Linked DNA regions of Homo sapiens: region 2 is linked to region 1. Evidence: chromatin loops called from intact Hi-C (ENCODE). Cell type or tissue: B cell. All regions are shown on one strand. Each heading gives the region's core, and the rest is flanking DNA. Links, peaks and the distances in the headings are about the cores only.

Region 1 (12,346 bases), core at 1-8,000:
ACTGCACTGGATAGGGAACGGAGGGAGGAGATAGGACAGACGACCACCCCTCCACCCACGTGGAGAAGGCCTCAGACTTCGGGTTCTGAGAGCCAGCACCCTAAATCTGGGTGCGGGTGTACTGGTAGGACCACAGAGTTGGCCTAGTATAGGCGCCTAACTAGGAGTTATTCTGAAGTTTCGGAGAGTAAGAACTTCCTGTCCCCAGGGCCGGGGTGCGTGGGGGAGGGTGGCTACTAAAGGGCAGGCTAGTCTCGGCCTTCGCCGTGGTTCAGCTGCCGCCAAGGGGGTCTCGGCAAAGGAGTTGGAGGTGGCAGCGGGAGTGTAGTTGGGAGGATCATTGAAGGGGCTTTTGGGGATCGACCAATGGAGGGGAGGCCCATCTCAGAGACAGGGAGAGACAAACTTGGAGCCATGGGGAGTGACATACAAAATTTTATTCTTTATTTATTATTATTATTTATTTCTTATGTGCACAAAAGAAAAAGAATCAAAACGAACCGACGCACTGAAAGTGGCCGAGGAGACCAGAACCGTCCGGGGACATTTAGCAGGTTAGGCCTGGGCCTGGGTCCGGGGTCTCTGCCCGGCCAGCCCCACAGGACTGGGATGGGCCGGACCTCGGCGCCCTCGCCGCCCTCGCCGCCCCGTTCGGGCCACTGGAGCCTGGCTGGGCGCCGGGTTCCCTTAAACGATTCTCTTTTCTCTTTTTCCTTCTCAAATAAAAAGGGCTCGCAGGGGAGAGAGATCTGGGCGAGGACTCCAAGCCTTTTCGGATTTGTTCAAGGATTTTTATTTATTTTCACTTTATTGACTTTGTTTCTGTTATTTCGAGTCGTCACGATCCACGGGTGAGGAGACATGCAGGGCGCATCGCCACTACCGAAAGAGCAACTACGGGGCGGGACGGGGCGGCCCGGCCTTCGGCCGCCCGGGGCGCGCGGGGCACGCCCGCGAGGGGGCGAGCCCGGGGGCTGGAGCTGCCACCTCGGATCTAGCCTGCGGAGACAGGGCGGCCGGGCCAGGTCTGGGGAGAGAGGCCGAGGAAAGAGCAGAGACAGACAGACAAGAGCGACAGAGACGGAGAGAGACAGAGACAGAGGGGGAGAGAAGCGGAGAGGAGAGAGGGGCAGAGGGAGAGAGGGGCAGGGAGGAAAAAGCGAAAACACGGAATTACAGAGAAAGAGCCAACAAAACAGGCCAGAGGAGTCCACAGGACCATGTTCGTCATTTTGCATAGAGATTTCTTTTCTTTCGTAATTTTTTTTTGTAACATAAAAAATGCCCCCCTCCCCCAGGACGTGCTGTGCTTTAATGGGCGTGTAGCTGTGTCCCCCCCTTCCCCCCCAGCGAGCGGCGACTCTCACAGCACAGACAGCGGGGCGTATCTACAGGCAGGGCCGGCGGGCGACAGGGACTCTACGGGGCCGGGCGGGGCGGGGCGGAGGGGGAGGGGTTATGTACACCGGGTTTCGCCTTCACACGACACACACCGTCTTTCCACAAAGCAGCAGCCTGGTGGGCTTTTGTGTTGTTTTGTTCCTTTTTGCAAAGACCATCATATTAAATAAATGTAGACTTTTTGTGGTTCTGTTCAGTTCCTGCCGGAGGAGGAGGCTGGGAGGGGATGGGAGGAGTGGAGTGGGCAGCCCCCCACTTCCACCCCGCAGCAGCTCAGACGCCAGCTCAGAACCGGTTCTTACCACCGGCAGATTGAGAGTCTGTGTCGGGGGAGGGGGCATCAAGTAACTGCTGGAGGAAGACCCCAGTCCGCAGTCTATGGAAACTGGTCCTGCGGCGGTCCCGGGAGAGCGTCCGATGGGGCTGCGAGTCAGGGAGGAGGATGCAGGGCGTCAAGGGACAGGCGAAGGACTGGCAGGAGGGGAAACTGGGAGGCCAGCAGGTGGAAGAGACGCTGAGGTAGGGGCAAGGCAGGGCTGAGAGCCGGGTCTCGCAGCAGGAGGTGCCGGGCCCTGGGGAACTAGGCAGGCCAGGAGGAGCAGTGAAGAGCCGAGAGTCCGGCTCGATCGGTGCGGGCTGCTGGGCCCCCCGATCCTTGGGTCCCAACCTTGGAAAGACCTGACGCCCCCAAAGCCCGTTCCTAGAGCCGGACCCCCACACCCCCATTCCATCTTCTGGGACAGGGCACACCCGGAAGGCGAGGGCAGTCCGGCTGGCACTGGGGGAAAAGAATTTTTCCCAGGGATTCGGCAGCGGGCTCTTCCTCCTGCAGAAAGTCGTTTTCTTCTTAATCTCCTTGGCCCAGCCCCTCCAGCGAAGCCTCCTGGCGCCCGAGCGTCCGAGGCGGGTGCCCGGGGCTGGGCCGCGCTGCGGTCCGCGCTGATTGTGTGTCACAGAAACATCCGGCGCGCGCCAGCAGGTCGCGCCCGAGTCCGGCAGGGTGGCTGGCGGGCTTCGGGGCTGGCTTGGTGGAGGCCGGGACGAGCTGGGCCGAATCCCCCTCACGGCGCCGCGCAGTCCAGGCAGGCGGGGAGGGGCGGCAGGCGGGGCTGGGGGCGGCGGGCCCGGGCCTGAGGGTCCCGCCCACGGCTCCACCCGTCCTGTCCGACCTTCGAGGGGGGTGATGTGAAGGGTTGCGGGGGTCGTGGGATGGGGTGAGGCTGGGGCGGTGGCCGGGAGGCATCGCGTCGCGTCGGTCCTCCCTCCCTCCGGGGTGGGGTCAGACGGGGACGATGTGGAGGCCGAAGCTGTCGGCCTGAAGCTTGATGTGGTCCCCGCGGTAACTAGTGGCGGTCATAGGCAGCGGCAGCAGCGGCAGGGGCGGAGCCCCGGGGGGCGGCACTATAATAATAAGGGGAACCTGGAAGTTAACACAGGAGAAGAATGGGCTGGGTGAGAGGACAAACAGGAGAACAAAAAAGGAAAGAAAAGCACAGAAAAGACCTCCCCTGGCTGGGGTCCAGCGGGATCCGGACTGGGAGACCTTGGCTGGGCAGTGGAGCCAGTTGCCCCGGAGAATAGTTGCGTTCACGGGGCATGAGAGGGACCCGATCTGGTGACGCCCGGCTGCGCACCCTCCAGGGGATCCGAGGGCGAGGGCGGCGCAGAGCCTTCGAGCGACCAGGGAGGGCACGGGAGGGCAGGAGGTGCGGGCGTCCTCGAGGGGTCCCCGGGCCTCAGTGCTGCACTAACAAGCCTGTCCCCCTGGCCCGGCCGGGTCCCCAGAGGTCGGGTCGCCGGGAGTGGGACCGTGCCCAGAAGCCGCGCGGCCGCGCTGAGCCGCCGGCCAGCCAGGTGGCGTACTCACTTAGTAAGGCGGGGTTGCTGAATCTCCAAGCCTCGTTGTAGGCCGTGTACTGGGGGTGGCTGTACGGGTTGCCGGAGAACTCGCTCCCTGCGGGAGGGTCGGGGAGTGGGGATCAGACGCCTGCAAGCCAGGGCGGACCCCACGAGTCCGGCCGGTGGCTTCTCCGCCCGCTCCTCCCGCCGGGTCTCAGGCGCAGGTGTCGCGGGCAGGGTAATGGCCGTGGCGGGCGGGCCGGGCGGAGGTGGGGCGATCACCGCGTCCGCGTGGAGAGAGCCCGGGGAGGCGGGAGGCACCGACGCGCTCGCACACCCACGGGCGGGACCTGTGGGCCGGTGCCCGCCCAGGGCTTCCCAGCGGAGGCGCTCGCGGCCACCCACGAAGGGTTTGTATTGGGGCGCGTCCACCCTGTCGCGCTGGGGGCCAGGGCCTTTATAGATGCCACTCCGGTTCTAGGAGGCATGGCCCCTAATGGGTGGAAATGGGAGTGGGGGGCGGTGGCGAAGAAAGGCCTTCGGGACATTTTTCTCCCAGAAAGTCCTAAGAATGGCATCAATGTGCAGTGCCAACACAAGAGGTGGGAGCTCTTTTGGGAGACACCGCCCTCCCGCCTTTCCCTCAAGAGGTTGGATGCGTGGGCTACGCGGCAGGGGATGGAGGCGGCGCAGGTGGACTGCCCGCTGGTCCGCTAGCGGTGAGCGGAGGGCCCGTGGGTTGGGAGCCGTCGTCGGAAGCTACCTCCCTCCCTCTGCGGGAGAAAGGCCAGGCCTCCAGGTTTCCCCCTCGCCCTTTCTCCTGTGTGATGACCCCAGACTGTTTACAGTGATCCCTAACCGCGGGTTAAGTAGAGGAGAAGGGGCCCCTCTCTGAGAGGGAGCTGGGGTGGGGGTGGGGGATGCAGCCACTGGAAAGCCTGTTTATTGACGAGGAGGGAAAGCATGCGTGCAGCAGGATAATGAGCTTCTGAGCTCAACTGTGACCAAGAGGAACTGAGCTATCTCCTTCCCCATCGCTAATGAAACAAGTGTAATTTCCTCATCAGCACTAGATTCTGTTTAACGACTCCCCCCTCGACACCACGAGCTCTCTGCGGCTCCCCTCTTCCCCACCTCCCTGCAGACTCCCTGCCCCCACCTCCCCACTCTTCCCTCACCCCACCTCTTTAAAACCTCCTCCAGCCCCCACCTGCTCACTGCTGGGAGTTTCTCCCTAAAATCTCCTTGCCTCCCAACAAGGCTTCTACTTTCCTTCCCCTAAATCTGGGCAGGAATCCCTTTACCCACACCTCTAACTCCCTTCAGCCCCTAGTCCATAAGACCCAGCAGCAATCTCCCTCTTTGCCGCTGCCCCTACCCCAAGCTCTGCTTACCCAGGGTTATACCTAAATGTCCCTGGATGGATGGGGCCAACCACTCTCTTCTATCCTCCCCATTCCCCATACCAATGAGAGTTGAACTTCAGGGAAAGGCCACATAGAGGGCGGCCAGAGGGAGTGAGTTGCTGGCTGAGTGAGTCTAACCCTCCTTAAGACAAGAGTGTTTTGGTGTTTGTGCACATAGGAACTTCAACTCTCTTTGGCTTCAAGACCCTGCTCCCAATCTGGGGTTAGGGGTTAGGTATAGTACAACCTCCAGCTGCAGTCACCAGACCTTAAATACAGCCTCTGTCTCTCTGATTCAAACAACCCAAACCCAACTCCTCTGATTAGGGATGGGTCAGAGCCCCAGGGAAGCAATGGAAGGCTGGGTGCCTCTGAAGAGGTATAGGGGTGTTCTAGCCTGTCTCACTGCAGCGACTCTCCCTGCTTCCCGCCGCAGCCTGACCTCCATTCCTCTTAGGGACTAGCTCCCTACTGTCTCTGGGTTGGGGTTGGGGTTGGTTCTCAACATTGGTCTTCCCTTGTGTCTTGGTGTGGACCAGGGTGGCTTTGTCTGAGTGACTGACATGCCCCTGGAAATGGTTCTTGGCTCCAAGTTTCCATGGAAACCAGGGCAGGCTCTTCCAAGCAGTGTCAGCTGGCTGGGGTGGGCTGGGCACTGAGGGTGGAGCTGAGGCTGAGTGCTCCTCGGGCACAGACTTGGGTGGGTGGGCGCTGTGGAGGGGCCATGACATACAGTGGGTTGCACACAAGGGGGCACTTCTGCAAGCTTCCTCCCCGGCTTGCTCATGAGGGAGGATGAGGGACCAACTGCAGCCTCTAAGGAGAGAGAGGGACAGAATAGCAGTGGTTTGCAGGGAGGGGACGTTGTGTCTCCCCCCACCCCAGCCTCAGACTACAGACCATTCAGCAGCTCACCCACAATTTAGTTCCCCCCACCTAGATTAGGCAGCTGCAGCATTGTCACCTACCAGGCACCATTCCTGCCAGGGTGGAGGTGGGGTAGCTTCCCTGGCCAGTGGGGGGCACGTGAGGGGGGTAACCAGGCAGAGTGGTGCTCGCCATGTCACGACCTGGAAAAACACAAAGGGGAAGGGGTGAGGCCTGGAAGAAAGGGGCCTGCCTCTACTCACACCAGGGTACTGCACGGAGAGGAAACTCTTGGAGAGGAAAGAGCTCTGTGCAGACGTGCAGGGGTATGTGTGCCACTGTGCACCTGAATGCGCCATCTGAGTGTGCCTTTGCATGTGTCTAAGCTAAATGTCTATGATCAGCTGTGTGTACGCATCTCTGTTTTGTGTAGCTCTTTGTGTCTCTGTGTATTTGTGTGTGTGTGTGTGTGTGTGTGTGTGTGTGTGTGTGTGTGTATCTGCCTTTGCCTGTGTCTCTGTGCATTCCAAACCCAGATGGAGATGGGAGGGAGATGACCTGGTTTTACTCCTCCTTCTCAGCAAGATATTCAGCTGTGGTCTCTCCAGCAGCCAAATGGACCTCTATCATCTTGCTTATCTTTCCTCTCCCTAACACCCCATCTTTCCTTCAGGCTTGGAGGACACCCCACCATCACCCCTACAGGGACTGATGGCTATTCCTTGTCCTCTCCAAGTGGAGCTGCAGGTCCTGGTCCTGGCAGGTGTGGAGAGCAGGGGGGCAGCCAGTGGGCTATTTTGCTGTTAGTGTTTATGGCATTTACATGATAGAAAACCACCCTGAAGTGAATCAGGAGCTTTGAGCCAAAAGTGCAAGTGGACCAGATAAAGTTCCAATGAGCAAAATCTGCTCCCCCACCAGCTGCTGGACTTCTGTCCCTGGAGGGCTCTATCAGCTAAAGCCTGGAGGGTGGGAGACAAAGCGAGTCAAGATGAGGGTGCTACCCCTGGTCCACCGACATGTCCTCTGGGACACAGCTGCACATGACTGGGCTCCCTACCTTGCCTGCATCCTCCATGGCTATGAAGGGGCCACCACCTCCCTTTGCAATTTAGCATGCTCTGATCTCTAATAATAATTTGCTTTCTCCCCTCTGCCATAATCTCTTTATCCTCTCCTGGACCTCCTGGAACCCCCTTAACCCCTCCAGATTCCCCTTATTCTCCTCACTAGCCAATGCCACTCTATTACTCTAATGCCTCTGTCTATCCTTGGGAAGGCAAGGCATGGCTGGAGAAAGTAACAGAACTATGCATACCTGGGCCCGTTCACTTTCTTTTCATCAGCTGGGCCATAGTCATTATTCTCCCAATGGCTATTCCAAAGCATCTCTCTCTCTCTTTGCTACTCTCCCTTTGAAGATGGCCTCACCTCCCTGCATTCCAGAGCTGTATGAGTTTCCTCATCCCTACCTTGACACGTCTGAGTGATTTATCCTTCCCTAGCTATACAGAGCTACAGCTCAGGTTTTTGCATTTCTAGTACCCTGCTGAACATTTTCCTTGGCTGTCCCTCTGTTACCTCAAACCTAACTGGAATAAAAACAGATTCATCTTCCCTCTGTCGGTTCTTATGATCTTGAATATCATAAGACCAAAAACTTTGGAGTCCTTCTTGACATAGCCTTCTTCCTCCCATTCTAGATGAAGTCAGTCACCAAGTATTGTCAATTCTCCTTGGCAATGTCTGTTACATCTGCTCAATTTCCATTTCTTCCACTACCTTCCTAGCTCAGCTTCTAAGCACCTTCTTTTTGCCACAGAATATTTTTGCTTGCATTCCCTGACTCCACATTCTTCCCCTCCTGTCTGTCCTAAATGTGGCTGCTTGGCTAGTCCTCATGAAACTTTGCTTTCATCACACCACTTCCCTTGTAAAAACTATTACTGATTCCCTGTAGTCTATAGTTTGAAATGAAACTCTGTGGCTTTTAAAGCTGCTAAGGTACTCTCTCCATCCAACTTAAGATTATCACCTCTCCTGGTTTAGTTTGACTGTTTTCATGGCTTGTGTGATGTGAACCCCCTATGCTTTTGCCATGACCTTTTCTTCTTCCTTACGGTTTTCCTCTCCTTCCCCACTGAAGCCTTAAAATCCCTACCATTCTACCCATCAGGGAAGTTTCTCTCTTCCAAACTTCTACAGCATCTGTGCTGCATGGTTTACCATGCCATTATATTTCATAATATATGAGCCCTGATGTTTCATATCATAGCTTGCTTCTTCAAACAGATCATAAGCAACCTGAGGGCAGGACCCTGTCTTCTGCTTTATCCTGCATAGTTGAGAACGTGGTAGATGCTCAATAAACACTTGTTGATTAATCGTCCATCAATCTATTGCACTTAACAGCCAATTCCTGATGGGTTATCATTTTTTTTATTGTTTCATGTATATTGGTCTCATTAAAGAAGTAAAGGCTTGGATAAAATGTAAATATTAGAATATGCTTTTTCTTTAAAAAACAATTTAAACAATAGATTATGATTTTTTATAGGCTGATAAGAGGTTTACAGTGAGGGACTCATATATTGTGACTTTATTATGCAATAGAATGACTTTCCTCTATACCTGTCTAATATAGCCAATATCTTTCATTTCCTAAAACTCGAGAACAAGCAGAGTAGAACTGCCAAACAAGAGATCACTTTTGACTCCTAGAGAGACAGAATAAAGGATTTGTGTTTGCTTTGATGTGGGTTTTCTTTTATTGACTTCTGTTGTCATTGAAAGCTACACTCCTCCTGACTGTCTCTCAGTGGAGTGGACCTGAAGTAGACAATGACAGCAATATCAAAATCAATTCCTAGAGAGATTAATAATATGGCATTTATTGGTCAAAAAAAAGAGAAAGGCCCAGGACAGGATCGAGTTAGGGAAGACGCAGAAGTTTTGAAGCTGAACAGATATAGAAACCTAATTCCTCCTTCCCTGTCATCATAAAGTCTGCAAAGCAGCAGGAAAAGGGGTGTGCCTCTTTCTTAATAAACAGGAATTTAAATGCATCTGAATTCTGGTTTTCAGTTTTATGATTCCCACAATCTGTCACCATGAATTCCTTATAATCTAAGGTTTTGTCACGGAATCTCCTACCTCACTTCAGGAGGAAGGAAGACAGGCTGGATAACTAGAAAGATGTTTCCAGCTAACCTGGATGCAGTCCTATTGGAAAGTTTTATTTCTACTGCCTTTCTGTCTTGCAAAATGGCAACTTCCCTCAGGTAGGAACTTTTGCATGCTGAAAGTCACCCACTGAACAGCTGATTGAAAGGCACATTGCCAAATTCTATTTAGAAAACTGAAGTTGGGCAGTGCCATGTAGAAATTTTTAAAACGTGAAAGAAGAGTCCCAAGACAAGGAAAAAGCACGCAAGCTTCCTCGTGTTCTGCATACAGCTGTGCACCTGCTGCTGCGGAGTCTATAACACCAGTATCTCCACAAAGGAGTACCCTGTTCAGGACCCCTGAGCCAGCAAAGGTGCTGGCCACTGCATACAAAGCACTCTCAATTGCTTCATTAGCACACAGGTGACACTTAAAGAGCAGAAAAAATTGACCAAACTCTTGCCATATATTCTTCTGGAACACCATTGTCAATAATGGAAAACACATACTGCAGGAAGTTTTCAAATTACTAAGACTGTCATACCATTTGCCCAGCAGCATTCTTTGAGCAAGCCTCTTTTAGTGAAAGAATATGAATGGGTAATGGAATCTGTGCAAGCAAGAATCGACAGAGCACTGGGCCTTGCTGTACTATAGATGGATGGAAAAACATGAGTGCAGACAGACTCTAAAACTGTACAACAGCACAGCACCTCCTTTATACAAACAAGCAAAAGCACAGAAAAAGGAGAAAACAGTTATGTGGCAGAATACATCAGTTATAAAATATGTGCCACCCAACAGAAAGCAGTAGAGGATTTTTGTTGCTCAATGACAATGGCCAGTAACATAAAAACAGCATCAGAAATTACAAATGGACAAAACCCCACATATTATTACAAGAAGATGGGCATTTCATGTTGGACACTTGCTTTCCAAGGTTACAAAGTTGTTTTTTGTTTTTCGTTTTTTGAGATGAAGTCTCGCTCTATCGCCCAGGCTGGAATGCAGTGGTGCGATCTCGGCTCACTGCAACCTCCGCCTCCTGGGTTCAAGTGATTCTCATGCCTTAGCCTGTAGCTGGGACTATAGTTGTGTGCCACCATGCCCGTCTAATTTTTGTATTTTTAGTAGAGACAGGGTTTCACCATGTTGGCCAGGCTGGTCTCAAACTCCTGACCTCAAGTGATCTGCCTGCCTTGGCCTCCAAAAGTGCTGGGATTACAGGCATAAGCCACCGCGCCTGGCCAAGGTTACAAAGTTTTTAAAGATGAATAGCCTTCCAGATGATGAGGTAACTTCCTTGTTTCAAGGGTGAGACAATGAAGGCACAAAGATGCATCACAGTTTTCCCATGACTACACAGCTAGTAAATGATACAGCCAAAATTTGAAGCCATGTTTATACCACACTGCCTTTTAATAACACGAAGCCAGATACTCCCCAAAAGAGCCAAAGAAAAGGAAAAGAAGTCATCTGACAAACAAAGTCTCATATCGTCATGGCTGTGGATAAAAAGGACTCAGAGAATAAAATCCCGATGCCAAAAGTCTATAATAAAACTCCATGGGGTGGAGTATTAATCTCCTGTGAGAGTTTTCTGAAAAACAAAGAGGGTCTTCAAGAAACAGTGGTAGTGGAGAATCTTAAAGTCCCCAGAAGTGTTCAAAGCACTGTACTTGATGAGGATGTCTTCTCAGTTCAACTGCAGAAGTCCCTGAAGATTCTAAAGCCAATTTCTACAGCAATCACTACAACTGCATCAGACAGTGCACTTTCGTCAGACATTCCTTACCAAATGGGCCAGATCAAATCAACTGCTTTGGAGAATCTAAGTGCAGCTCCCCTTACAAGTACAGAGAAAAGCAAAGTGAAAGACTTTATTAAGAAAGTTGAAAAATTGTAGTCATCAGGTAATTTGTGCTACTTTCACCATCAGGTCTAAGATTCAAGGTCAGAGCTGTGTTTCTACTTGGGCCAGGACTACCTAGCATTCATTGAGCACCTTCTATATGCTGGGCGGTGTCCTTAACATTTTATATGATGTATTATCTCATTTAATCTTCATATCAACCCTATGATGTTGATGTTTTTATTTTTATTTTTATTTTTATTAAGACGGAGTCTCGCTCTCGTCACCCAGGCTGGAGAGCAGTGGCACGATCTCGGCTCACTGCAACCTCTGCTTCCTGGGTTCAAGTGATTATCTTGCCTCAGCCTCCCAAGTAGCAGGGATTACAGGCACCTGTCACCATGCCTGGCTAATTTTTATATTTTTTAGTAGAGACGGGGTTTCACTATGTTGGCCAGGCTGGTCTCCAACTCCTGACCTCAGGTGCTCTGCCTGTCTTAGCCTCCCAAAGTGCTGGGATTACAGGCGTGAGCCACTGGGACCAGCCATTGATATGTTTTTAAACTCCCCCCCCTTTTTTTTTTTTGAGACAGAGTCTTGCTCTGTCTCCCAGGCTGGAGTGCAGTGGTGCAATCTCCACTCACTGCAACCTCTGCCTCCCAGGTTCAAGTGATTCTCCTGCCTCAGCCTCACGAGTAGCTGGGATTACAAGCGCCTGCCACTGCACCCAGCTAACTTTTGTATTTTTTAGTAGAGACAGGGTTTTGCCATGTTGACCAGGCTGGTCTCGAACTCCTGACCTGAGGTGATCCACCCACCTCGGCCTCCCAAAGTGCTGGGATAACAGGGTGAGCCACGACGCCCGGCCTTTAATCCCCATTCTATAGATGAGAAATAAACTCAGAGGGGCCAAATATTACGTCTGAGATTTCACTGCTAGTAGATGGCAGAAACTGGATTACAGAACAGGCTGTATACTTGGGAAATGATCCTGGAATGATATTGTTCTCAAATAGTGCAGACCCAGAAAATAGATAGGTGTTTGGTCCAGGAAAGTAATATGGGATCATGCTAAGTGAATCCTTCCTATAACAGAACATCTTGTCACTTCTTGTTTCTTATGTGTTTCAGTTTCTTCCACTTTTTTACAGTGGGGGTTTTAAATTGGGGTTAACTGATCCCTCAAGAACCCATAGATCACTTCAAGGGGTCTATATAAATCTATACATAAAATGTTATGGACATTGTATATCTGTATCTTTCTGTGTAGATGGTACATGACTTTTATCATATTCTCAAAAAATATGGCTTAAAGATTAATAAGCACTGTTTATAAAAAAGTGAAAGAGCCCCGTTCTTTGGCATAAGACACTGATTTGTTTGCAACTACTTGAATTGTATCAATAAACAGGATGATACAAAGCACAGCAAAATAACATGTGAAGTAGCAGGGAGTTGCATCTCAAGTCAAGGAAAATGTCAGCATTCAGAAGATCAAGGAAATAAAAAGGAAGCCACGAAAGAAGCAGAAACTGCTGCTCATGATGGCTCAGATGAGACTTATTAGACATAGATTTATATAGCAAAAGTTCTATCGAGGAGTTCAGAGATGCTTTTCCTCAGCATCTTTCTCTGAAAATGAGCACTTTTGCTACCCACTTGACACTGCGGAGGACCCTAAGGCCAGAAAACATAACTCTTGTTTTACTGCCCTATCCTCAAGTTCTGTCTGCTTCTCATAAGGTAGCGAAAATGAAGACATTAGATTTCTTCAAGGCTGGCAGTCTATGCCTGCATTTGACATAGGCATTTATAA
Region 2 (12,346 bases), core at 2,087-10,086, 150 kb after region 1:
CTCCTGTCCCATGGTGACCTCCCCTAAATACCCCAAATCCCCAAACACTCTTCTGCCTGTGCCCAGAACCCCACTCTGCACCCTCCGTCCCACACCTACAGGGTTGAGTTCCGTGTTCTCACTCAAGCCTCAAAGCCTGCAAGACCAGGGCCCACTGTCTCCCCTCTGTCCCCCTCATCCTTGCCCACCATATATCCATGTAGGGTCAATTCCAGCCAGGTGGCACCACTGTACCTTTGATCTCGGTGTCCCCACTAGGAATGTCCTCTCCCGTGGCTCCAACCAACCACTCATGACCCTCTTCAAACTACACCCTCGCTGGGCTCCGCTAATCTACAGTGATCTTTCCTCCTCTCTAGCCTTCCTTAGCCCTCACCACCCAGGCGTCCATCATCTGTGAATTCACGGCCTGGGACCATCACTGCACTTTCTGTGACTTGTATCATGCTGGACCAGGGACCCTATGTTTAGTTCACATACCTTATTCCAGTGATTGCAAATGCTCTCCTGGGTCACATATCCTAACCCATATGTCCCCTATGCAGCAGGGACCCCTGGATAAGACATTAGACAGGAAGTCTGTCTAACTCACTCCCTCTGTCTCTCACTCATGTTGATGCTAGCAGAGATCTGAGACTTCAGCTCCCTCATTTTATAGATGGAGAAACCGAGGCCCAGCCAGAGGGGTGTCATCCAGGGTTCTGCCTGAGTTGAGACTCACATCTGGGTCTCTGGCCTCACCATCCTGCTCCTAGGGTTCAGGTCATCACTGTCACTCATGTGTAAGTTGGCAATAGTACTTGTAATCTCAGGGACTTGGTTTCTCCAGGATGGAGAAAAGCAATGCTGGACCATGATGCCTTCCTCAAAGTGGGATCGGGGTAATTGGGGAACCCTGTAGCAATGGCAGGACTTTTAATGAAGCATCTACTTCCCCTCTCACCCTCTTCCACATCCAAGACTGTTCAGCCTTTGCCCATGTGTTCCCTCGCCTGGCCACTTCCAAGGGCTCTGACCCCTCCTTCTCCTCACCCACCACAAAGGTGGTGGCCCCCCATTGTGTGGGGGGCCATGTTACAGGCATGTTGCAAGCATGTGGCAGGCATGTCACAGGCATGGCCATTTCCAGTTGGCTGCCTATGCCACACAGGTCAGGTGGCGAGTGGCCCAGGCTGCCTGCACGCCGTGTTTAGCAGTGGAGCTGAGTGGAGGCGGTGCCTGGTTCCCCAGCCACAGTCTCTCGTTAGAAAGAAATTAAAAGCCACTCAATTTTGGCTAATATCCCTCTGAAGGCCTTTAACTCCACCTGTGACTAACCCATTCATAATCGCTCCGTTTTAGTGGCTCAGGCTGATGTAGCCTCAATTAATTTGGGAGGAGAGATAAACGGCCATTCCTCTTTGTCTCCCATCCCTTCCTCCCTTCCTGCCCTCTCTGTCGTCTCCCCCACAGCCTCTCTGTCTCTCTCTGCCTCAGGCTCAGTTTTTCTTTCTCCCTTTCTGAGTCTCACCTTTCTCATCCTGATTGTGGGGGTCTCTTTCTCTCTCTCTTGAAATTTCTGTCTTTCCAACTCTTTCTGTGTCTTGTTCAAAGTCTGTCTGAGTTTTTTTTTGTTCTCTCTCTGTTTTGTTCTGCCTTTCACTCACTCTGTCTCTCACTCTTCCCAACTCTTTCTTTTTCTTCATCCATTTCTCTGTCTGTCCGGGCCGCTGTTCTTTTGTCTTTGTCTTCCTGCCGTGTTTCTCTGGGCCCCCTGCTTCTGGTCACTTTGCCCATTGTTCACTCGGCTTTGGGGCTAGTTTCCATACCCCTGAGTGCACTGTGTGTTTTGTCTTGCTCTGTTTCTGATACAGTTTTCCTGGCTGTCTCTCTCCTCATCTCTGTCTTCTTTGCCGTCTCTGTCTCTTTGTCTCCGCCGCACCACCTCCGGATCTCTCTTTAGTTGCCTTTCATTCCCCCCACCCCTTCTATCTTAACCCTTCTCCCACAGCTTCTCTTCTTCCTCCTTTTTCTCTCTTGTTTCTCTCCTTCCTTTCCTTTTCTTCTGCCTCTGTCTCTCCATTTGTCTCAGTTTCTGCTGTGTCTCCCTGAGTTTTTCTCTCTTACCTTCTTTTTTCTGTCACAGAAATGACTTTTCTCTCACCCCTGCCCCACAGCGCACGCACCTTTTTTCCTGGGGCCTCAACACCCCCCCACCCAGCCCACAAGTCCTTTTGTCTTCCCCTCCCCTCTAGATTATTATTAATGATAAAAGCTCAAACATCACATCAGTAATTTCTGAGTGAGTTTTGCAATGAAACTGGGGCCTTCTCAGCCCCTCCCGAGTCCCACAAATTTTACTTTTGTAATTTCACGCCTCTGGTTATCACCACGCTGCTCCGTCCCTCTCTGCCTCTCAGCTCTCCTCCCCTCCCCCCTCCCCCCCGGAGAGAGCACTTAAACTTGTTTTCATTCCCTTATTCTTTATTTTTTTAATGTCCACTCTCTCCGGAGTCAGTAATGTTCTTCCTCTCTTTCCTCTCCCATTTTCTGTTAATTCTGTGCCATCTGCCTTAGCATCTGTTAAAAATAAAATTTCCCTCACACAATGAGAGGCCTCCCTGCTCCTCCCCTCCCCCCTGCAGCCCCCCAGGTTTGGTGCCGGGGCCGTCAGATGCCACTTCCTCTCCTGGGATCCTCCCCCCTCCCCCCGTCCCTAGTCTGGTTTTCAGAGAAGAGACACAGCGCCGGGCAAGCAGGCGGCAGGGAGGGAGGGGGCTGCCCAGGGGGCCTGGAGCTGGAGGGGCAGCTGCAGAGGGAGCTAGAACTGGGGGGTGCAGAGGATGGAACCAGGCTCCACCCACTTGCCTTCGGGACCCTGCCGAGGCTGGAGCTTTGAGCTGCTGAGACACAGCACCTGCACAGGTAGGTGACAACAGGTGGGGGAGAGGTTTGAGGAGACAGTCCTCGCTCCCCAGGGAAGGAGTCGTTGATAAATCCATCAGCCTTTTTCTGAAAAATAATGCTGGGGCATGAGGCTGGGATGGTGGGGGAAATGGATTGGGGGGATGGAAGGACAGCCCCTAAGTCCCAGTAGCTGGCCTCAGTTTGGGCTAAATATGATGCTAGACAAGGTGTCCTTAAGATCGGCTGCCCAGGGTCCCCTCCCTATGTCTGCTGGAGGACTGTGTCCCTGCTGCCCTAAACTCAGCTTGGAGAAGGGAGGGGAAGGGAGTCAACTGACCCCCATTCCCTGAAGACTTTAGGAGGCAGAATGCTCTTGGGTTGAAGCCAGCTTCCCAGAGGGTCTGAAAGGAGACTGGCGGTGTGTATGTTTGTGTGCCTGTGAGATTATGGTTTCCTGTCTTCAGTGATCTGTGCAGGTGTGTCTAGGAAGTGTGTGCATATGGACTGGATTTTCACTGATTTTCTTTCTCTGTCACATCATGTCTGGCTACAGCTGTTAAGTGTGGGTGTATTGTGGGTGTTATGGTGGGTGTGTAGCTATACCTCTCCATGAGATGGTGTGTGCCAGTGGCTATGTTGTGACTTTGTATCTCTGTGGGTATCTGTATAAATGGTGTCTTACAAAAAAAAAAAAAAACCTATCTTCCTGTGTATGTGGCTGTGTACAGTTGTTCATATCTTATTATTTTGGTGTGTTTGTATGTGGAAGTGTTACATACCTTGTGTATCTGTGTATTTGTACATTACATCTCTTTTGTGATGTTGGGTGTCACTATTTCTCTGTGTGAAACCTCTTTCCCTTGTGATGGGGTGCTCTGAATGTGACCAATGGCAGATAGGCACTTGTGTATGGCTTGCTTTACTTCTGAGTGAGATAGTGAGTTTGGTAGTCTCTCTCTCTGTGGGAGGGTGATCCTGTATGACTGTCTCTGGTGACATATGCACATTTGTGTACGTGTGTGTGCACACGTGTGCTGCATGCTTCCTTTTACTCAGTGCCACACAAATCTGTGGGTACTGGAGGTGGGTTTGGCTGTGCCAGACATGGTTGGGACGAGGCATGTACAGTTATGGTGGTGGATCCAGGAAGGTGGACTGAGAGAAGATCACAAGTGGGAAACTGAGGCAGCTCAGGTGTGGGATGGTGAAAAAGCACAGGCTCTAATACCAAACAGTTCTGAGTCCAATTTTTTTTTTTTTTTTTTTTTGAGACAGAGTCTTGCTCTGTCACCCAGGCTGGAGTGCAGTGAGGCAATTTTGGCTCACTGCAAACTCCACCTCCTGGGTTCAAGCAATTCTGTCTCAGCCTTCCCAGTAGCTGGGACTACAGGCTCATGCCACCACACCTGGCTGATTTTTGTATTTTTAGTAGAGACGGGGTTTCACCATATTGGTCAGGCTGGGCTGGAACTCATGGCCTCAGGTGACCCACCAGCCTCCGCCTCCCAAAGTACTGGGATTACAGGCGTGAGCCACTGTGCCCAGCCCCTGAGTCTAATTCCTAGCTCTGCCCTTAACCAGGTCAGTGACAGCAAGTTACTTAAACTCATTGAGTCACAGTTTCTACATCTATAAGATGAGAACAATCATATTTATGCCATAGAGTTGTGAGGAATAGAGACAAAAGATGTCAAACAACTAGACTGCACCTAATAGTAATAAAATAATAATAACAAAACAAACCATTATTAAGTGCTTACTATTACATATTGGCTTCCTTTACTCCTCATATCCACTCTAGAAGGGTCCTTACTGTTTTAGAGATGAGGAAACTGAGGCACAGAACATAAATAACCAAGATCAGACAGCTAGTAATGGCAGAGTACTTGCTCAGCAAATGATAGCTTTATTTGGAAAGTAGATGCTTCCAGCAACTCCTGGTAATATTATTCTTATGAATATTGGGGAGATGAGTATGCATCAGATAGACAGCACTTTGTTCCCCCTTATAAAAGTGGTCTCTTTCCAGGTCATCCCAAACCCTGCACCCTAGAGGAGCTGATGGCTCCTGGGACTGTTTTGGAGACTGGACAAAAGAGGGAGGCTGAGGAGAAGGATATGTCCCCATCCTCCTGGCTGCCTCTTGCCAGCCTTGATCGACACCAAAGACGCAGTAATCTCTCTCTGGCCCGAGGGGAGCAGCAACGTTTGTGAAACAGATTTTTACAAAATGTTTTGACCCTGCTCTCCCCTCCCCCCGCATCCCTGCCTGGCACCGTGTCACCTAATTAAATCAGCCTTCGCGGGCGTCTCCGCTCCCTGCTAATTGTGCCCTGGGCCGGCTTCCGGAGGAGGCTGCTGTCTCCATCCAAACACCGCCACCCGCTCCCCAACCCAACTCCCAAGGGCAGTGGAGGCTGAGTGTCTGTGTCTGTGTGTGTGTGTGTGTGTGTGTGTGTGTGTGTGTGTGTAGGGAAGGGGTTGCAGGAGGGATCCCCAGGGGGTCTCCTGTGGCGATTTCCGCGGTCCTCCCTCGCGGAAATCCGGGAAACTGAGGCACCGGCTCCAGATCTTCTCGGCCCAGCTTCTGCCCAAGGACCGGGGCCCAGATCTGAAATGACCTGGGGCCTCGGGAAGGCCAGCCGGAGCGTATCCGAGTAATTGTCTCCGCCAGACGCAGAGCCGAAGCAGGCGGCTCGGAAAATCCCGGATTTCTTTCCCCTTCACCGGCTGCACCGGACCCGCTGGAAGCCGGGCGGTTTCATTTACAGATCCCAGCCCAAGCGCCGGGGGAGGCTGGGCTGGGCTGGGCTGGGAGGGCGCGGGCCGCCGCCACCTCTGTCCAGGGTGCTGAACGCGCACGGGGCCGGACGGCTTTTCTGCGTCTGCCGGCATCAGAGCAATGACGAAAAATACTTACAGGCGACTTCTACTGAACGATTACGTGAGGCATGCAATGAGCTAAGCGCTTCCAACCTCTGTAGAATTAATTCTCACTGCAACCCTAAGAAGGGAAGTTTTCCCATTTTAAGGATGAGAAAACTGAGATTTAGGTTAAAGAGCTGGCATTGGGGATGGTCAAGGGAGACATTCACTTCATCTGTAGTGTCTGATTTCCTTTCTATTCTTTTTTCACAACCAATAGTACATTTATATATTACTTGTGCATTAAAAATAAGTTTTTTTAAAGTGAATTTTTTAAACTGTGGAACAGTCTTTTGAGCATATAACCCAGGTTCTTCAAAGGGAAAAGAGATTCATACACATTTTAAAAAGAGAAAGAAAAAAGCAACCAAATACATCATTGGGTGGAACTTGTGTGGTTTCTTATTTGAACAAACCAAATGTTAAAAAAAAAGGAAAATTTGGATATGAATTCGGTAATTGATGATATTAATGAATTCTTACCAATTTTGTAGGTGTGATAGTGGTATTGTGGTTATGGTTGTTTGTTTTTTAAGTCTTTAGTCTTTTTTTCTTAAAAAGAGATGTTGGCCCATCGCGGTGGTGATCCCAGCACTTTGGGAAGCCGAGGCAGGCGGATCACCTTAGGTCAGGAGTTTGAGACCAGCCTGACCAACATGGAGAAACCCTGTCCTACTAAAAATACAAAATTAGCCGGGTGTGGTGGCACATGTCTGTAATCCCAGCTACTCAGGAGGCTGAGGCAGAAGAATCGCTTGAAGCTGGGAGGTGGAGGTTGTGGTGAGCTGAGATTGCACCACTGCACTCCAGCCTGGGCAACAAGAGCGACACTCCGCTCTAAAAAAATAAATAAATAAATAAAAAAGAGCTGTTAAGTGACTTGTCCAAGGTTACTTAAGAACCTCTTTCTCAACTACTCTAACAGCCCCCTAGCAGATCTGAGCAAGTCTACAGTCTGGTGTGTTATGGGGGCCTGTCTACAGGTTTTTGTGACTGTCTCTGTGTGGGTTGGTATGAGGCGCTGGTATTATATCTTTGTGGGAGACTGTGAGTAGTAAGTTTTGAGTGCTAACTATATGCCAGCCTTTCTATAATAATATCTTACAGCATTTTAAACTCAGAACAATGCTGGGAGGGAAGAATTACCATTCCAGTATTGCAGATGCAAGAACTGAGGCAGAGAAAGTAATTGCTTGAGGTCTTCCAGTTAGTAAGGGATGGCACTGGATCCCACGTATTTTGACTCCATTTCCTAATGGTCTTGCTAATTGATTAAGCCACAGTGGCCTTACAGCATGTGTAAGAAGTGTGCCTGAATATGACTTCATCTAGTGAGTGGAAGTCAACAACTGTGTGTATGATCACAGCAGGGACTCTCTTCCTGTGATACACTGGGGTGGAGTTGCAGGGAATTACAGATCTGAGGAAGGAAGATTGACTTAAAATAAACCAATTAGCCAGGTTCGGTGGCTCACACCTGTAATCCCAGCACCTTGGGAGGTCGAGGTGGGCAGATCACAAGAGGCCAGGAGTTTGAGACTTGCCTGGATGGTGAAACCCTGTCTCTACTAAAAATACAAAAATTAGCTGGGTGTCGTGTCACACATCTGTAATCCCAGCTACTTGGGAGACTGAGGTGGGAGAATCACTTGAACCTGGGGGCGGAGGCTGCAGCAAGCTGAGATCATACTGCTACACTCCAGCCTGGGCAACAGAGAGACTCTGTCTCAAAATAATAATAATAATAATAATAAAATAAACCAATCAATGGGAATGAGAATGGGAATGATCAGATCCACTAAAGATTTACATGAACTGAATAATTTACCTTGTGGCAAAATACAGCTAAATTTGCTTTTGAAGTTAGAATCTCCCTGTCTATAATGATAAAACATACTGTCCATTAAGCACCCCCCAAGCTTCTGTCTCCTTATCTGCAAAGATACATAGAAACCATGCATATATAGCACACAGTCTGCCACAAAGTAAGGATTCAATAGAGTGACCTTTGTTATTGAAGGAAGAAGCATAATATAATGCATGAAAACCAGAGCAGGGCATAATCTTGGTCTCAAAATTCACTAGCTGAGTGGCCTTAGGCAAGTGACTTACTTCTCTGGACCTCACTTCCTTCTTCTGTGATAGCGAAATAATCGTACTTTAAAAGTTCATAAAACTTAAATGAGATAATATATAAAGTTCTTGGCATAGTGCCTAGCATATAGTAAGTGCCCAACAAGTGTTCACAGTTGCTACTTTGTACCAAGTGTTTTACATATATTCTCTCTAAGCCTACAAGCTATTTGATATTCCTGCTCAGGCTCTTTTTGTATTCCAAATGCATACTTGTTCCACTTACCCGGCTGCCGGTCTTTCCAAGAGCGACTTCCTCTATTTGAATGTTTCTGAGAGTCAGTGCAGAGGGCTTGGCACAGGGGACTGAAAGGAAGACCGAGAGGGAAGGACTCTGGCCACAGGAAAAAGCACTATTGTGGGAGTTATGAGATTGGAGTTAACATCTTGAACTTGCCATTAACTGATTGTATGACTTTGATCAACTCATGTTTTTCCTCTCAGAGGCTCAGCTATCCTACCTGTAAAATAAGGAGGGTAGACTAGATGAGCTATGATTTTTTTTTTTTTGAGACAGAGTCTTGCTCTGTCGCCCAGGCTGGAGTGCAATGGTGTGATCTTGGCTCACTGCAACCTCCGCCTCCCAGGCTCAAGCGATTCTCCTGCCTTAGCCTCCTGAGTAGCTGGGATTACAGGCAAGCACCACCGCATCCGGCTAATTTTGTATTTTTAGTAGAGACGTGGTTTTACCATGTTGGCCAGGCTGGTCTTGAACTCCTGACCTCAGGTGATCCACCCACCTCGGCCTCACAAAGTGCTGGGATTACAGGCGTGAACCACCGTGCCCGGCCTGATGAGCTATGATGTTGTAAGATTCTCTGGGTAACTGCATGTGTTCAAGAGATTTGAGGAGAATGTGAAAGTATGACTGTGAATTCTGTTGGACTGTGAGAATGTACGAAAGAAGAGTGTTGGGTTGAGTTGCAGGGTTGTGGGTATGGTTTCAACAACATAAATGACAATGACTGAAAGGAACTCATGACTACACTTCCTTAAGATGAAGTATATCAGTGTGAGACTGCACAGGAGTGAATAATGTAGGTGGGAGTGTGTAAACATCAAATTCTGTGAATGTGCTGTGTGCAAGAATGTGGGTGTAAAGGTGTGAAAATTATAAGACAAATTATGTGAGAATAAGAGGGTATGGGTGTGGTTGTAAGGGAAGTATATAAGTTGTGGGATTAGATGTGAATGTGTGAGTGCAGAGGTGACACATGTGTGAGGGATACTGACAGAGAGAGCAGAGTAGGGGAGGGTTCTGCAGAGCAGGCCCCCCAGGCAGGAAGAACCTTAGACATTTTACCCTCACCGCTTTCCTCCCCTTGTGGGGGCCTCTAGAGTGACTTGTAGTGCACTGTTTCCACCATGGTTCTATGCCCCTCAGCCACGGTATCAGGTGCACTTTTTTTTTTTTTTTTTGAGACGAAGTCTCTCTCTGTTGCCCAGGCTGGAGTGCAGTGGCACTCCAACTGAACTCACTGCAACCTCTACCTCCCAGGTTCAAGCAATTCTCCTGCCTCGGCCTCCCGAGTAGCTGGGATTACAGGCGCATGCCACCATGCCTGGCTAATTTTTGTATTTTTAGTAGAGACGGGGTTTCACCATGTTGGCCAGGCTGGTCTCGAACTCCTGACCTCAGGTGATCCACCCACCCTGGCCTCCCAAAGTGATGGGACCACAGGCATGAGCCACTGCACCCAGTCCAGGGACACCTTTTGAGGAAAATCGAAGTTAACACTTGAGGTCCCACTGTGGGCAAACCCAGTGTAGCTTCCCTTTCTATCCTCTCCCTAACAGCCTTGGCCGGGAGACTTCAGAGATAGTGGCAAGACTGACAATGGGAGAATATCCTTGGGGCTGGAGAGGCTGAAACAGACCTCATCCCCGCACTGAGGTGGGAATATAACCCTTTCTTAAGAATATTCATTCAGGACTTCAGCTTACTAGGTAGAGATTTATGATTATACAGAGAACACAGACAGATATACAATTATACTAGGAAACAAGGCTTACCTAGACCTTCATAATCACAGATGTGTCCACACACACACACACACACACACACACACACACACACACACAGAGAGAGAGAGAGAGAGAGAGAGATAAAGGCAGGAAACTGGTCTGAATCAAAGTTTTTGTTGTTGTTTTGTCTTTCAAGAAAGTGCTCATTCATTTAAGCCCCGGGTGTTCAATCTTTTGGCTTCCCTGGGCCACACTGGAAGAAGAATTGTCTCAGGCCACACATAAAATACACTAACACTAGCTATAGCTGATGAGCTAAATATAAATATATATGTGTGTGTGTGTGTGTGTGTGTGTATATATATCTGTGTGTATATATATGTGTGTGTGTGTGTATATATATGTGTGTGTATATATATATATAAAATGTTTTAAGAAAGCCTACAAAGTTGTGTTGGGGCATATTCAAAGCCATCTTGGGCTGCATGCGGCCCACGGGCCATGGGTTGGACAAGCTTGATTTAAGCAAAGGATAAAGGACTAATAATAACCTCTTTGGATAGGAATATACAGAGGTACAACCTTTGGAAAAGGCAGTTTGACAGTGTGTGCCCAAATATAAAATATCCTCGGTGCCCCTGTGTCCTTAAGAAAGGTTCCTTGTGTCCAGCCTGAATCCAATAATTCCATTTCTAAGAATTTACCCTAAGGAGATAATTGTACAAGTGCAAAAAGATCTGTCTGCAAATACATTCATCTCAGGGTGTTTTAAATAGTGCAAAACTGTCTGGGCATGGTGGCTCACACCTGTAATCCCAGCATTTTGGGAGGTTGAGGCGGGTGGATCACCTGAGATCAGGAGTTCAAGACCAGCCTGGGCAGCATGGTGAACCCTCATCTCTACTAAAAATACAAAAATTCACCTGTCGTGGTTGTGCACACCTATAATCCCAGCTACTTAGGAGGCCGAGGCATGAGAATTGCTTGAACCTGGAAGGTGGACATCGCAGTGAGCCGAGATTGTGCCATTGCACTCCAGCCTGGGCAACAGAGCAAGACTCCATCTCAAAAAATTTTTTTTTAAAAGTGCAAAACTGAGAACAACCTAGATGTTTGTCAACAGAAGACTGGCTCAGTACATAATGCAATGGACTATAATGCAACTACTAAAACAATCATATAGCTCTCTTTATTGAAACAGAATGGTGTTCATGCTGTATTATTGATTAAAATGGTAGATTATGGAACAGAACATACAATGTTAGTGTGTTTGTATTGCACACCTATATATATGTTTATTTAAAGGCAGAAAGATGTTTCTGGTAGGATGGTCACTAAAATAGCAACAGTGGTTCTGTGACTCCAGTGGGCTTTATTTCTGGCTTTCTTTATATTTTCTATATAGTTTACAATTTGTACAGTGATGATGTGTCTCTCTTTTTTTTTTTTTTTTTTTTTTTTTTTGGGGGGATGGAGTTTTGCTCTTGTTGCCCAGTCTGGAGTGCAATGGCGCAATCTCGGCTCACTGCAACCTCCGCCTCCCGGGTTCAAGAGATTCTCCTGCCTCAGCCTCCTGAGTAGCTGGGATTACAGGCATGCGCCACCATGCCCAGCTAATTTTTGTATTTTTAGTAGAGACGGGGTTTCTCCATGTTGGTCAGGCTGGTCTCGAACTCCTGACCTCAGGTGATCCACCTGCCTTGGCCTCCCAAAGTGCTGGGATTACAGATGTGAGTCACCATGCCTGGCTGTCTTTTTTTAAAAATAGAAAGAAAGAAAGCTGCTTTCTGCATGCTGTGCCTTCTCTGTGCCAGTCTCTGCTTGGCACAGACAGCACAGCAATGAACAAGGGAGTGGCTCCTTAGGAACTGCCCAGGATTACACCTCCACAGCAAAGGTGTTGGGAGTCACAGTGACCTTGATGGTAGCATCCCAAATGCCCTACAACTGCAAACTGTGTCCTCTTCCTCCTGCCCTGCCCCTTGCCTGTGTTCAAATGATCTGTGTTCATTTTTTGGAACCAGAGTGAGAAGATGGGGGTCACCTAGAGAACCTGTGGGCTTGGACATAGGGGAGGGGGGCAGCTGGGCAAGACTGGGGTGGCTTCAGAGACACCCTGTGGGGAGGAAAACCTAGGCCTGCTTCTGTCCTTGGTGCCCCTATGTCCATAAGAAAGGTTCCCTGTGTGCAGCCTGAATCATTTTTTACTTTCTTGGTGAAAATAATCCTCCTGAAAGTGCCTGAAATCATTCTCCTCTGGGGACACACTCCTTAAAACCTTGGGTCTGTAAGTGATCCTAGAAGCCAAGGATTTCATTGTTCCCCACACTAGTCCCATTTTGGGGGGCTTTAGCCTCTACTTGAATGCCTCCAGGGCAGGAAACTCACTCTGTCTTGAAATAGGTCTCTTCTGTTTCAGGCAGCTGTAATGATTAGA

What was found. Peaks named below come from ENCODE experiments on the same cell type or tissue, not always from the same donor. Only the 100,000 strongest peaks of a DNase experiment are listed, where the experiment ranks them.
Region 2: a loop joins it to region 1, with 5 times the contacts of the local background. A loop is called at or near these places in 3 of 110 quality-filtered maps.

Annotation. Positions count from the first base shown.
Region 1 is chr10:100,818,018-100,830,363 of GRCh38, reverse strand. PAX2 (paired box 2) reads right to left here. Exons shown (of 10, transcript NM_000278.5): 8 at 5,615-5,716; 9 at 3,269-3,355; 10 at 420-2,821. The coding sequence ends at 2,745. Among named protein-coding and RNA genes, the nearest start is that of PAX2, 79 kb to the right of the region's middle. In B cell, for the core only: a CTCF peak has its summit at 3,273; DNase peaks (open chromatin) are centred at 1,513, 2,803, 3,333, 4,253 and 4 weaker places; H3K4me3 peaks cover 4,027 bases; H3K27me3 peaks cover 6,660 bases.
Region 2 is chr10:100,674,309-100,686,654 of GRCh38, reverse strand. No RefSeq gene overlaps it. Among named protein-coding and RNA genes, the nearest start is that of PAX2, 65 kb to the left of the region's middle. RefSeq lists enhancers at 2,300-2,801, 5,426-6,037. In B cell, for the core only: no CTCF peak of the experiment used is centred there; a DNase peak (open chromatin) is centred at 5,724; H3K27me3 peaks cover 4,659 bases.